Linked DNA regions of Homo sapiens: region 1 is linked to region 2. Evidence: read pairs that join two places in POLR2A ChIA-PET (ENCODE). Cell type or tissue: A673. All regions are shown on one strand. Each heading gives the region's core, and the rest is flanking DNA. Links, peaks and the distances in the headings are about the cores only. Region 1 overlaps HRK (harakiri, BCL2 interacting protein). Region 2 overlaps TESC (tescalcin).

What was found. ChIA-PET counts read pairs that join two places held together with the same protein. Peaks named below come from ENCODE experiments on the same cell type or tissue, not always from the same donor. Only the 100,000 strongest peaks of a DNase experiment are listed, where the experiment ranks them.
Region 1: POLR2A ChIA-PET joins it to region 2 with 7 read pairs; 2 of 35 experiments call an interaction of 5 or more read pairs at or near these places.

What each region holds. Positions count from the first base shown.
Region 1 is chr12:116,873,062-116,878,432 of GRCh38, reverse strand. All of the region lies in intron 1 of HRK (harakiri, BCL2 interacting protein), which reads left to right. Among named protein-coding and RNA genes, the nearest start is that of HRK, 5.7 kb to the left of the region's middle. RefSeq lists a silencer at 4,222-4,431. In A673, for the core only: no CTCF peak of the experiment used is centred there; DNase peaks (open chromatin) are centred at 1,762 and 2,142; H3K27me3 peaks cover 638 bases.
Region 2 is chr12:117,091,954-117,097,324 of GRCh38, reverse strand. All of the region lies in intron 1 of TESC (tescalcin), which reads left to right. Among named protein-coding and RNA genes, the nearest start is that of TESC, 4.8 kb to the left of the region's middle. In A673, for the core only: no CTCF peak of the experiment used is centred there; no DNase peak of the experiment used is centred there; H3K27me3 peaks cover 2,707 bases.

The sequences.
Region 1 (5,371 bases), core at 111-5,110, 220 kb after region 2:
AATCACCGGAGGAAGACAGTCTGTTGCGTTCTATGCTGGATATGGGGTGCTCTCCACCTTCCCTACCCTAAAAGAAAAAGGGGAATGTTCACAGCTGTACCTTAGGTGTTTGAGGGAGGCCTGTGCCAGCCATATAGGGTGGGAACTACCACTTTCAATTCCCATAGGTTTAAAGGGTGTGCTCCGCTATATGCAGAATCAATATTTTCAACATACAGGCCAGGCAGGTTGGCTCACGCCTGTAATTCCAGCACTTTGGGAGGCCAAGGCAGGTGGATCACCTGAGGTCAGGAGTTTGAGACCAGCATGGCCAACATGGTGAAACCCCATCTCTACTAAAAATACAAAAATTAGCTGAGCGTGGTGGTGCACACCTGTAATCCCAGCTACTCGGGAGGCTGAGGCAGGAGAATCGCTTGAACCTGGGAGGCGGAGGTTACAGTCAGCCAAGAAGAGCTGAGATCACACCACTGCACTCCAGCCTGGGCGACAGAGCGAGACTCCATCTCAATAATAATTTAAAACATATATGTGTATATACACATACATATATCCAGCATACTTGTTTTGAGTCTCTACTGCGAACCAGCAATACTTTTCTCAGAAGTCATCCTTTAAAAAAATAACAAACAGAAACAAAAACCCAAGACTAAGTTTTCCCATATGTAAAATGGGGGCAAAAAATGGGGGCCCACCAGCCAGACTTAGTGCATAGGCACGTTATTAAGGGGGTTAAATGAATTCATACACGGAAAGCTCTAGAACAGTGGATATACATGTGAGCCATCATGATTATTATTGTGCATTTACTATCATTCTTTCCCAAGGTAGTCAACATTTTACCATTATTATTGCTGGCCATTCCACACCACTCCTACCTGCCCTCCCGGGAAGTCAGTGCCAGAAGGGTCAGGAGAGAATAATGGTTAAGAGACTCTTAAGTGTCCAGCCATTTGCTGACAGCGTGACCTTGAGAAAGAACCATTACCTCTGCACCTTTATCTGTAAACTGGAGCTGTATCCTTCCAGGGTTATTGGGAGAATGATAAGAGAACATTCATTTAAAGTGTCCAGTGCAGGCCGGGCCAGTGGTTCAGTCCTGTAATCCCAGTTCTTTGGGAGGCCAAGGTGGGCGGATCACTTGAGCCCAGGAGTTCAAGACCAGCCTGGGCAACATGGTGAAACCTTGTCTGTACCAAAAAAAAAAAAAAAAAATTAGCTGGGCATGGTGGTGTGCACCTGTAGTCTCAGGTACTCAGGAGGCTGAGGTGGGAGGATCACTTGAGTCCCAGAGGCAGAGGTTGCAGTAAGCTGAGATCGCACTATTGCACTCCAGCCTAGGCGACAAAGTGAGACTCTTGTCTCAAAAAAGTCCAGTGCAGTGTCTGTCTCTTAACTTCACTCAACAGAGGATGTCATGAAATGGTCAGTGTCATTCCTTTTAATTCAAAGGGGAAGCCGAGGCAGAGAGCATCCACCTAAGTGATCCCCAGTGGAACTGCAGCTTCTGTCTTTGAGGGCACACAGCGCCCCCCACCCCATGACTTGCGGGGGAAGAGGAGATAGGGGCAGTAAGCAGACCGGGTTGGTGCACAGTGAATTCCTGTACAAGTGAAATTCCCTTTCTTCCAGAGCCCCAGGGGAGGCTCCTCTGAGGCTGGGGAGGCCTGGAGGAGGATGGGTATGATTTAACCAGTCAATACTCAAAGATACAGGAGAGAGGGAACAAAAGACGCTTTATGGTGAGTGCTGGCTGGCGGAGGCGTGGGAGGGAGGGAGGGAGAAGCGTGCCTGGGGAGGGGGCAGGGAGGGAGAGAGAATGGAGCCGAGGAATCTGCCTGGGAGTCGGGGCCAGGGCTGGGTAGAATCCTGCCTTGGGAGCAGGGGAAGGGGAGAGAGGGGGACTCCGCAGGCCCATAAGGCGACGTGGTCAGTGGCAAGGAAGATAATGGGCCAGCGGGAGCCTGCTTTAATGAATTAATGACAGCCTGGCCCACCAGCCAGACATGCTAACTGGTTCTTGGCAGGTACTTTGGGGATTAAGTGGTTAAACCTGGAGGCGCATCCCGCAGGCCTCCCTCCCAGCTCGCAGCACCCCTGCCAGAATTACTTTTAGAGCTTGAAAGCTTGGCCTTCTGTTTGGCGAGGGAGCCCGAGGAGGACAGCTGTTGGGGAGGAACCCCCCGGGAAGGGGCCAGATGTGCAGAACCAGGCAGCCTTCCTGCCACATGGTCTCTGTCTGGAGTCATCCGCTCGCATAGTGAGAGGCCAGAGTACAAGTGACTGAGCTGTGGATGGAAAAGAGCCACACCCGGGGATAATTAAATATACCCCCAGATGTGGGCTGGCTGGATTTGGCAATCATAACTCTAGAGTTTTTGAAAAGTCAGCCTTTTAGACAGGCAGATAACGAGAGGTGGGGAGGGGGCTTCCGTTTCTTGGTAGTCCTCACTAGTGTCCCTGTGATAGGATTTCACGGGAATAGAAAGCTAACCCACAGTGTCCCTAGTCCCTGGCAACTTGCTTGTCTCATAGTAGGTGTACAATAACTATGTGCTGTGTTAAATGAATCAGAAACTATGCAACATCAGCCGGGTATGCTGGCTCACACCTGTAATCCCAGCATTTTGAGAGGCTGAGGCGGGTGGATCACTTGAGGTCAGGAGTTCGAGACCTGCCTGGCCAATGTGGTGAAACCCCATCTCCACTAAAAATACAAAAATTAGCCAGGCATGATGGTGTGTGCCTGTAGTCCCAGCTACTTGGGAGGCTGAGGCAGGAGAATTGCATGAACCCAGGAGGCGGAGGTTGCAGTGAGCCGAGATCGCGCCACTGTACTCTAGCCTGGGCGACAGAATGAGTGAGACTCTGTTACAAAAAAATAAAAAATAAAAAAAGAAACTATGCAACATAGTCACTATTGTTTCCCAAATTCAGGTTCTTCCACTTATACAACTGCTAATTATTGAGTACCTTCTGTGTATAGGGCACTGTGGATACAGGAAGGACCAAGACATAAGAGTTCCCTGCTTTCATGGAGCCCACATTTTAGTGGGAAGAGACAGACAATAAGTAAATATTGTTCTTGTTACTACTTCTGTGTAACAAATTACTCCAAAACTACTAAGTTTTGCTTCAAACAACTAGAGCCATCCCTCTGTCTCTGGGCGGGAGTGGTTCCAGGATCCCACTTTGGATCCCAAAATCCAAGGATGCCAAGTCCTTGATATAAAATGGTGTAGTGTTTGCATATAACCCACACACTGTAGGCTTTAAATCATCTTTAGATTACTTATAATACCCAATACAATGTAAGTGCTATGTAACTAATTATACTGTATTGTTTTTATGTGTGTTTTTTATACTTGTGTTATTTTTAAATTTTTTTTTCCAATAGTTTTGATCTGAGGTTGGTTGAATCCATGGATGTGGAACTCACCTATATGGAAGGCTGACATATTTGACCATGCTCACACATTCTGTGGGTTAGGAATTTGGTCAGGGCATAGTGGGGGTGACTTGTCTCTGCTCCAGGATGGCTGGGGACTGGAGTCATGGGTGGGGAGGCAACCTTATTTACATGTCTGGCTGTTAATACTGGGAGTCAGCTGGGGCTGTCAATTGGAGCAGCTATACTCAGCCTCTTCGTGTGGCTTGGGCTTCCTCACAGCATGGCAGCCGGATTCTGACACAGTGACTGAGAGCTCCAAAAGCAAGTACCCCAGGGAACTAGGTGGAAGCTGCTTTGCTTTTTCTGTCCCAGCTTCCAAAGTCACTTGGGTCAGAAGCAAGTCACAAGCTGATACAGATTCAAGGTGGGGCGGAATTAGACTCCACCTCATGGGGGAGTGGTGAGGTTCTAGAATAGCATGTGGAATGGGAGATATTTTAGTGGCCACCTTTGGATTATGCAATCTAACACAGAGATAATTTTAGAAACTCCTCAGGGCTTTGAAGGTAATACACAAAGGTAACACAATAGAGAGTGCCCCAGGGACTCCTCACCTGTGGTGATGAGGGAAGGCAGGACACTTTGAAGAGGAACCAGGGGAATAGTGGACTTGAATGACAGAAAGGAGCCAGCTATATGAAGACATGCGAGAAAGGTGTTTTGGGAAGAGAGAGAGCTAAGTCCAGTGGCCCGGAGGTAAGACTGCATAGTACGTTTCAGGAAAGAAAAACAAGCAGTGTAGCTTGGTGCCAGGGCTGGGTGCCCAGATGCAGGGATGCAGAGATGAATGAGTCCCAGCCACAGCCCTCAGGTGACCCCAGACTCTTTCAGAGACAGGAGACCCAGGCTTTGCCCCTGCCCTCACCTCTTAGTAGAAATAAACCAGTTCACCTCCTGCCAAGGTCTGAGAGGTCCTGATCCCTGAACCAACTCACTCATGCCCACTCCCCTCAGTGCCAGGGGAACATTGTGGACATCGATTGGGTTTCCATCACCCTTAGAACTCTCACCATTCAACTCAGCACTGGCTCCCCTCTCCTTTCCTGCTCTAAACTGGTGCCCCTGCTGTTGGGTGGGGGATTTCTGATTTAGCCCACATCAATAAGTTGCATCCTTTTACGACTTCTGGTTGGCCAGGCAAGGAGAAAGCTCCTTCCTTTTCCTGTGGGGAGGCAACTGGCTTATCCAAGATGGCTGCTTTCCACAGAGCTTTCCCACACTGAACCTTTGCTCCATGGGCCAGAGACTTGGGCAGGGTGGAATTTAATTGCTCTGGGAAACTTGATATAATATTACTTTTTTAAAAAGTAGCTGGATGTGGTGGCTCATGCCTGTAATCCCAGCACTTGGGGAGGCTGAGGTGGGAAGATTGCTTGAGCCCTGGAACTTGAGACTAACCTGGGCAATATAGTGAGACCCCATCTCTACAAAAAATAAGAAATTAGTGAGGTATGGTGGTCTGCACCTGTGTTACCAACTACTCGGGAGGCTGAGTGAGGTAGGAGGATTGCTTGAGCCCAGGAGACTGAGGCTATAGTGAGCTATAATCGTACCACTGTACTACAGGCTGGGCAAGAGAATGAGACCCTGTCTCAGAAAAATAAATAACTTTTTCTTGATGACAAAAAATATGACAAGTTCATTGGCAACTATTTGGAAAATGCTGAATAAAAGAAAATTGTAGTCAGGCGTGGTGGCATGTGCCTGTAATCCCAGCTACTGGGGAGGCTGAGGCAGGATGATTGCTTGAGCCAGGACTTTGTGGCTGCAGTGAGCTATGATTGTGCCACTGCACTCTGTCCTGGGTGACATAATGAGACTCTGTCTCAAAACAAAACAAAACAAAACAAAACAAAAAAATGAAAAAGAAAATTGTAGTCTTGCCTCTGGAGAAAGGAGGTTCAGCTTTGAGCAGAAGGT
Region 2 (5,371 bases), core at 262-5,261:
TGCTCTGTAACCTTCCTAGATGTAGCTGCAGCGGCTTCCCTTCTTGCTGCCCAGAGCTCAGACTTCATAACCCAAGGGAGATGGAGAGGGTCGGAGAGGAGGTTCTGAGGTTAGACTAGAGTAGGCAGGTGGAACTTTAGGTAGGTGGAAAGTTGCCCCCAGTCCTCCGAAAGGGACTGCGTAATTCGGTCACTTTTGCCCACTTAGCAAATATTTATAGACCAGGGGCTGGGGATTTAGAGATGACTCGGAGAGGCTGCTGTTCCTGGAGGGGGACACACAGTAAACAAAACGCCCGACAGGTGTTAAACTGTGAACGAGGCATAGCAGGGTGGCATGAGAATGGAGCTTTAGGGTGGATCCGGAGGTCCTCCCTGAGGAGGTGATAATGGAACAGAAATCCAAGTAAGAATGAGCCAGGGGTGTGCAAATCAGTGGAAAGGGCATCTCGGGCCGAGGGGACGTCGAATGCAGAGGCCCTGTGGCAGGGACAAGCCAGCAACAGTAAATAAGAATGCATGAGATGAGGACACAGCTGTCGTCAGGGCTCAGGCTGTGGCAGGAGCCTGGCTTCAGGGGCCTTGCCAGGTACCTTGGGCAAGTCACTTATGCTCTCTGAGCCTCAGTTTTATCTACTATAAAATGGGCATAGTCATAGTACCTCCCTTGAAGTTGTTGGGAAGGATTGAGTTAATATACATGAAGTAGTTAGACCAAACACATGTACATGGTTTGTTATTGACCATGCTTTAAACACTCTTGTATGTCCTGGTCGCTCCGAGCCATAGCTGAGAGTTGAGTCTTGGTCCCACCTCTCTGAGCTACATGACCTTGGGCAAGTCATCTTACTTCTCTGAGCCTCAGTACCCCCACCTGGATCCTGAAGTCATTGTGTGGATTTGATAAGGTTACGTGCGAGACGATCGGCTTGGCATGGGAACGTCAGCTCCCAGAGACCCAGTGGGTCAGGCAGGGCCCTTCCTCCAAGGCCATTCCCTTGGGAATCTTCCCTGAGAAAAAGGGAGAAAAGCCTCAGGGTAAGGTGGCCAGAGGACAGACTGAGCCCACAGGGCTGCTGACTCCCCCGCCTCCCTGAGGACCAAGATGACCCCTGACTTTCTGGGGAGGAATCAGCTTGGTCCCTTTCTGAGAACACCATCCAGAAAGGACCAGAAGGTCAGGCTGAGGCTGGTGATAATGAACATAATTCCCCAAGCACCTGCTGAGCATCAGGCTCCACGCTGGTGCTCTCTGCATAACACTCTTTATAGTAATGATCCCCCAGGAAGGCAGTGTTAGGGCCATTTTACAGGTGAGGAAACTGAGGCTTAGAGAGGTAAACCAGCTTGCCTGCAGTCCCACAGCTGCTAAGTGGAGGAGTTGGAGATCATGGGATCCCCAAGCCTACTTTCTTTTTTTACAGTTTTTTTTAATTTTTAGTTTTTGAGGCAGGGTCTTGCTCTCTCACCCAGGCTGGAGTGCAAGGGGCATGATCAAGCTCACTGCAACCTCGAACTCCTGGGCTCCAGCGATCCTCCCACCTCAGCCTTCCCAGTAGCTATGACTGCAGGTGTGCGCCACCACACCAGCTAATTTTAAATTTTTCTGTAGAGACAGGGGTCTTGCCATGTTGATCAGACTAGTCTCAAATTCCTGGCCTCAAAGTGATCCTCCCACTTCAGCCTCTTGAAAGCGCTGGAGTTACAGGCATGAGCCACCATGCCTGGCCCCAAGACTGCTTTCTTACTGCCAGCATGCTTTCACTGTGTGTAGCTGCCACTTGAATTTCTAGGAACCAAGAAGGGATAGGAAAAGACTCCCGTATTTTTTCTCACCTTCAGGCCTTTGCACAAAAGCTGTTCCTCTGCCTGGAGCACTGTTTTCATTTGATGTGTACAATCAGGTGTTTACGTACGGGAGCCTTTCTCTGTCTCCACCCAGGGTAAGGTCTAGGCCGGGCGTGGTGGCTCACGCCTATAATCCCAGCACTTTGGGAGGCCAAGGCAGGTAGATCATGAGGTCAGGAGTTCAAGACCAGCCTGGCCAAGATAGTGAAACCCTGTCTCTACTAAAACTACAAAAATTAGCTGTGCGCGGTGGCAGACGCCTGTAATCCCAGCTACTCGGGAGGCTGAGGTCGGAGAATCGCTTGAACCTGGGTGGCGGAGGTTGCGGTGAGCTGAGAGCATGCCACTGTACTCCAGCCTGGGCGACAGAGTGAACTCCATCTCACAAAAAACAAAAACAAGAAAAAACAAACTCAAACCTTTCCTCTTAACCTTGTCTCTCTCTCTTTTTTTTTTTTTTTGAGATGAATTTTCACTCTTGTTGCCCAAGCTGGAGTGCAGTGGCGCGATCTCAGCTCACTGAAACCTCTGCCTCCTGGGTTCAAGCAATTCTCCTGCCTCAGCCTCGTGAGTAGCTGGGATTACAGGTGCCCGCCACCATGCTCGGCTAATTTTTGTATTTTTAGTAGAGACAGGGTTTCACCATGTCGGCCAGGCTGGTCTGAAACTCCTGACCTTAAGTGATCCGCCTGCCTCTGCCTCCCAAAGTGCTGGGATTACAGGTGTGAGCCACCGCGCACAGCGTTAACCCTGTCTCTTTATGAAACGAATGCTCATTATTGTTCAGGGGTTGGCTTACCTGCTGCTCCCATCCAGAAAGCCATCTCTCCATCCGACCTTTAAGGGTTAAACACCCATCCTCAGCGCTCCTGGAGCCCGCAATAGCAGGCATCACACCATGTTATACTTGTCAACTCTGTCACCTGCCACCCCTTCGAAACTTGGAGCTCCCTAGAGCAGAAAGAACGTGTCTTGTTCACCTTTGTATGCACTTGGTGGTTCAGTGAGAGCATAAGAGGCTCACGTTAAAGGGGCACAGTCCCTGGGGACTTTAAAACTCAAGGTGTATTGTTCAGGAACAGGCAGCCACTGGAAAACCCAGTGCCACCCTCACCAGCTGTCCTCGGCTGCCAACCCTCCCAGCATCTCCCCAGCCCCACCAAAAATATGCCTGAGCAGCAGCTTGCCACACAGGGCATCATCAGGTCTGCGTGCCCACCTTCCTTCTCCCTGCCTGTTAGAGTCTCATTGATTGATTTAAACCGGAAACGAGTATTCCCAGGAATCTTTTCTGAGCCAAGAAGGCTCACATCTAGATTGTTAAGATTCATATGAAAAGCCCGAGCGAAGGCGTCCCGGGGGTGTGATTGAGCTCACCTTCCCCACGCACCCGTGGTGACAGCAGCCAAGTGGTGTCTGGTGTGTGGACCGAGGTACAAAGTGGGACCTGACGGAGAGAAGGGCTTCTTGGGAATTATTCACCTGAGTCAGTTGTCCTTCACCACCTTGAGCTGGCCCCACTTCCTGTCCCCCCCATCCGTGTCTGCTCCTGGAGTTGGAAAGGAAATAATAAGACAGAGGATTCTGGGAAAGGTGGAGGGTCTGTTTTTTCCTTCAGGCTCCAAAACAGCTCTTCAGGCATGTCTATGTTGATGCCAAGAAGCTGCCAGAAGGAAAAGGAAAAAAAAAAAAAAAATCTCCAGACCTAGAGTTCAGACCTCATGATGGTAAGAGCTAATGTTTCTCGGGCGCGTGGCATCTGCCACACGTTCAGCTGAGCCAGGCAGCGTATCCGCAGTAGCTGATGGAATCCTCCCAGGAACACGGTTGGTTTCCCATTTTACAGATGCAGACATTGAGGCTCAAGAGAGGAGGTGCCTGCCCAAGGCCACAGGCATCATAATGAGAAGTAGAGTCGCAGGCTGGTGCGGTGGCTCATGCTTGTAATCCCAGCACTTTGGGAGGCCAAGGCAGGGGGTTCGCCTGAGCCCAGGAGTTGGTGCCACTGCACTCCAGCTTGGGTGACAGTGCGAGACTGTCTCCAAAGAAAAAAAGAGAGTCGGATTCCATTCCTGGTCTAATCTCATTTGGAGAAGGAGCTAGAGATGGCAGGGAGGACTGGCGTAGCCAAGCGTGGCTGGTGGGGGTGGCGCTGGTTTCTCCACTGCGTTCTCGCCCCTGGGTAATACTTCTTGGTTCTAAAGTCTTTAAGTGGCCTCAGACGGTGGCCTCGGCTCATTCACCAATTGCCATATTCTGCTACCAGGGTGGACCAGATGCGGTCCCTGCCCTCCAGAAGCTCAGGGGTTCCAGGGGGACAGGGGAGCACCCCAACAACTGTAGCATAGCGGGAGGAAGGGTCTGATGGGCCAGGGTGGACCAGCCAGCTCCACACTGTTCTGTCGTCCGCCAAAGCTTGGTAAGCTGAACAGCCAACCAGCCAGTCCCCCGTGCCTTTTCTCTTCCTCTGGGCTAGGTTGTGGCTTTTCCCCTGGCATCTTCAGGGAGTCCATGAACCCCATGAAATAGGATGTGGAATTGTCTGAGTGCCTCTGGGGAGGGCCCTCTGCCCTTGTTAGGGTCTCTGAACAGTGAAGTGTTTTCCATTGTATGGAAATCATGCCTCAGTAAGAAAATGATTCAAACAATTACTTTTATTGATTGTTTAAAATTAATTTGTTTTTGAGATGGCCCTGCTCTGTTGCCCAGGCTGGAGCATAGTGGTGCAATCACAGTTCACTGCAGCCTCTAACTCCAAGGCTCAAGTGATCCTCCCACCTCAGGCTCCCTCCTCAGACAGTGGCTCCTCAGCAGAGGAGGAATGAATGTGTCCGTGAAACCAGGGGGAAGGACCAGTCCTGTATGCTGAGCTCTGGGGCGGGGGGAGACCCTGGCCTGGAGTCATCCACAAAGTGGTCCAGATCATGGGACCCCCCCAGCCTCTGGAACCCTTTCTGCCTTGACTGGATGGGGGCTTCCAGGCCTCCCCTGCCCTCCTCTCTGGGGGCTCACAGGGGAAACTTGCAGGAGAATGCCCGCTGTGGAAGCTTCCCACAGGGCTGGGGATCAACCAAAGGCACCTGCCTGCTCTAGCCCATGCTGGTATTTTTCATTCTGTTCACCTGGGCCCCATCATCTCACCATCTGTCGCAGCCACAGAGCGGGACCCTGGAGGATGGCGTTCCATGTGCACTGAGCTCGGTGCTGGAGCCGTCCTGTGCCACTTCGCTCAGATGTCTCATCCAGGCTGTGTCCTTCTTTGAGCCACCAGTTCCGCTCCTTAAAAAACGCAGCCAGCTGTGAATGAGGTGACAGCTGCTCTTTCTTGAGCACTTGTCAATCATCTGATCTGCCGAAAAGCCCTTTGAGGGTGGGACTATTGCTGCCAGTTTATAGATGGGCAAACTGAGGTTTGGACAGAGGAAATGACTGCCCAAGATCACTTAGTTGCTGGGTAGGGAATCCAGACTCAAAACCAGGCCTTCTAGTGGGATTTGCCAAGTGCAGTGCCGGGAGAAACCGCC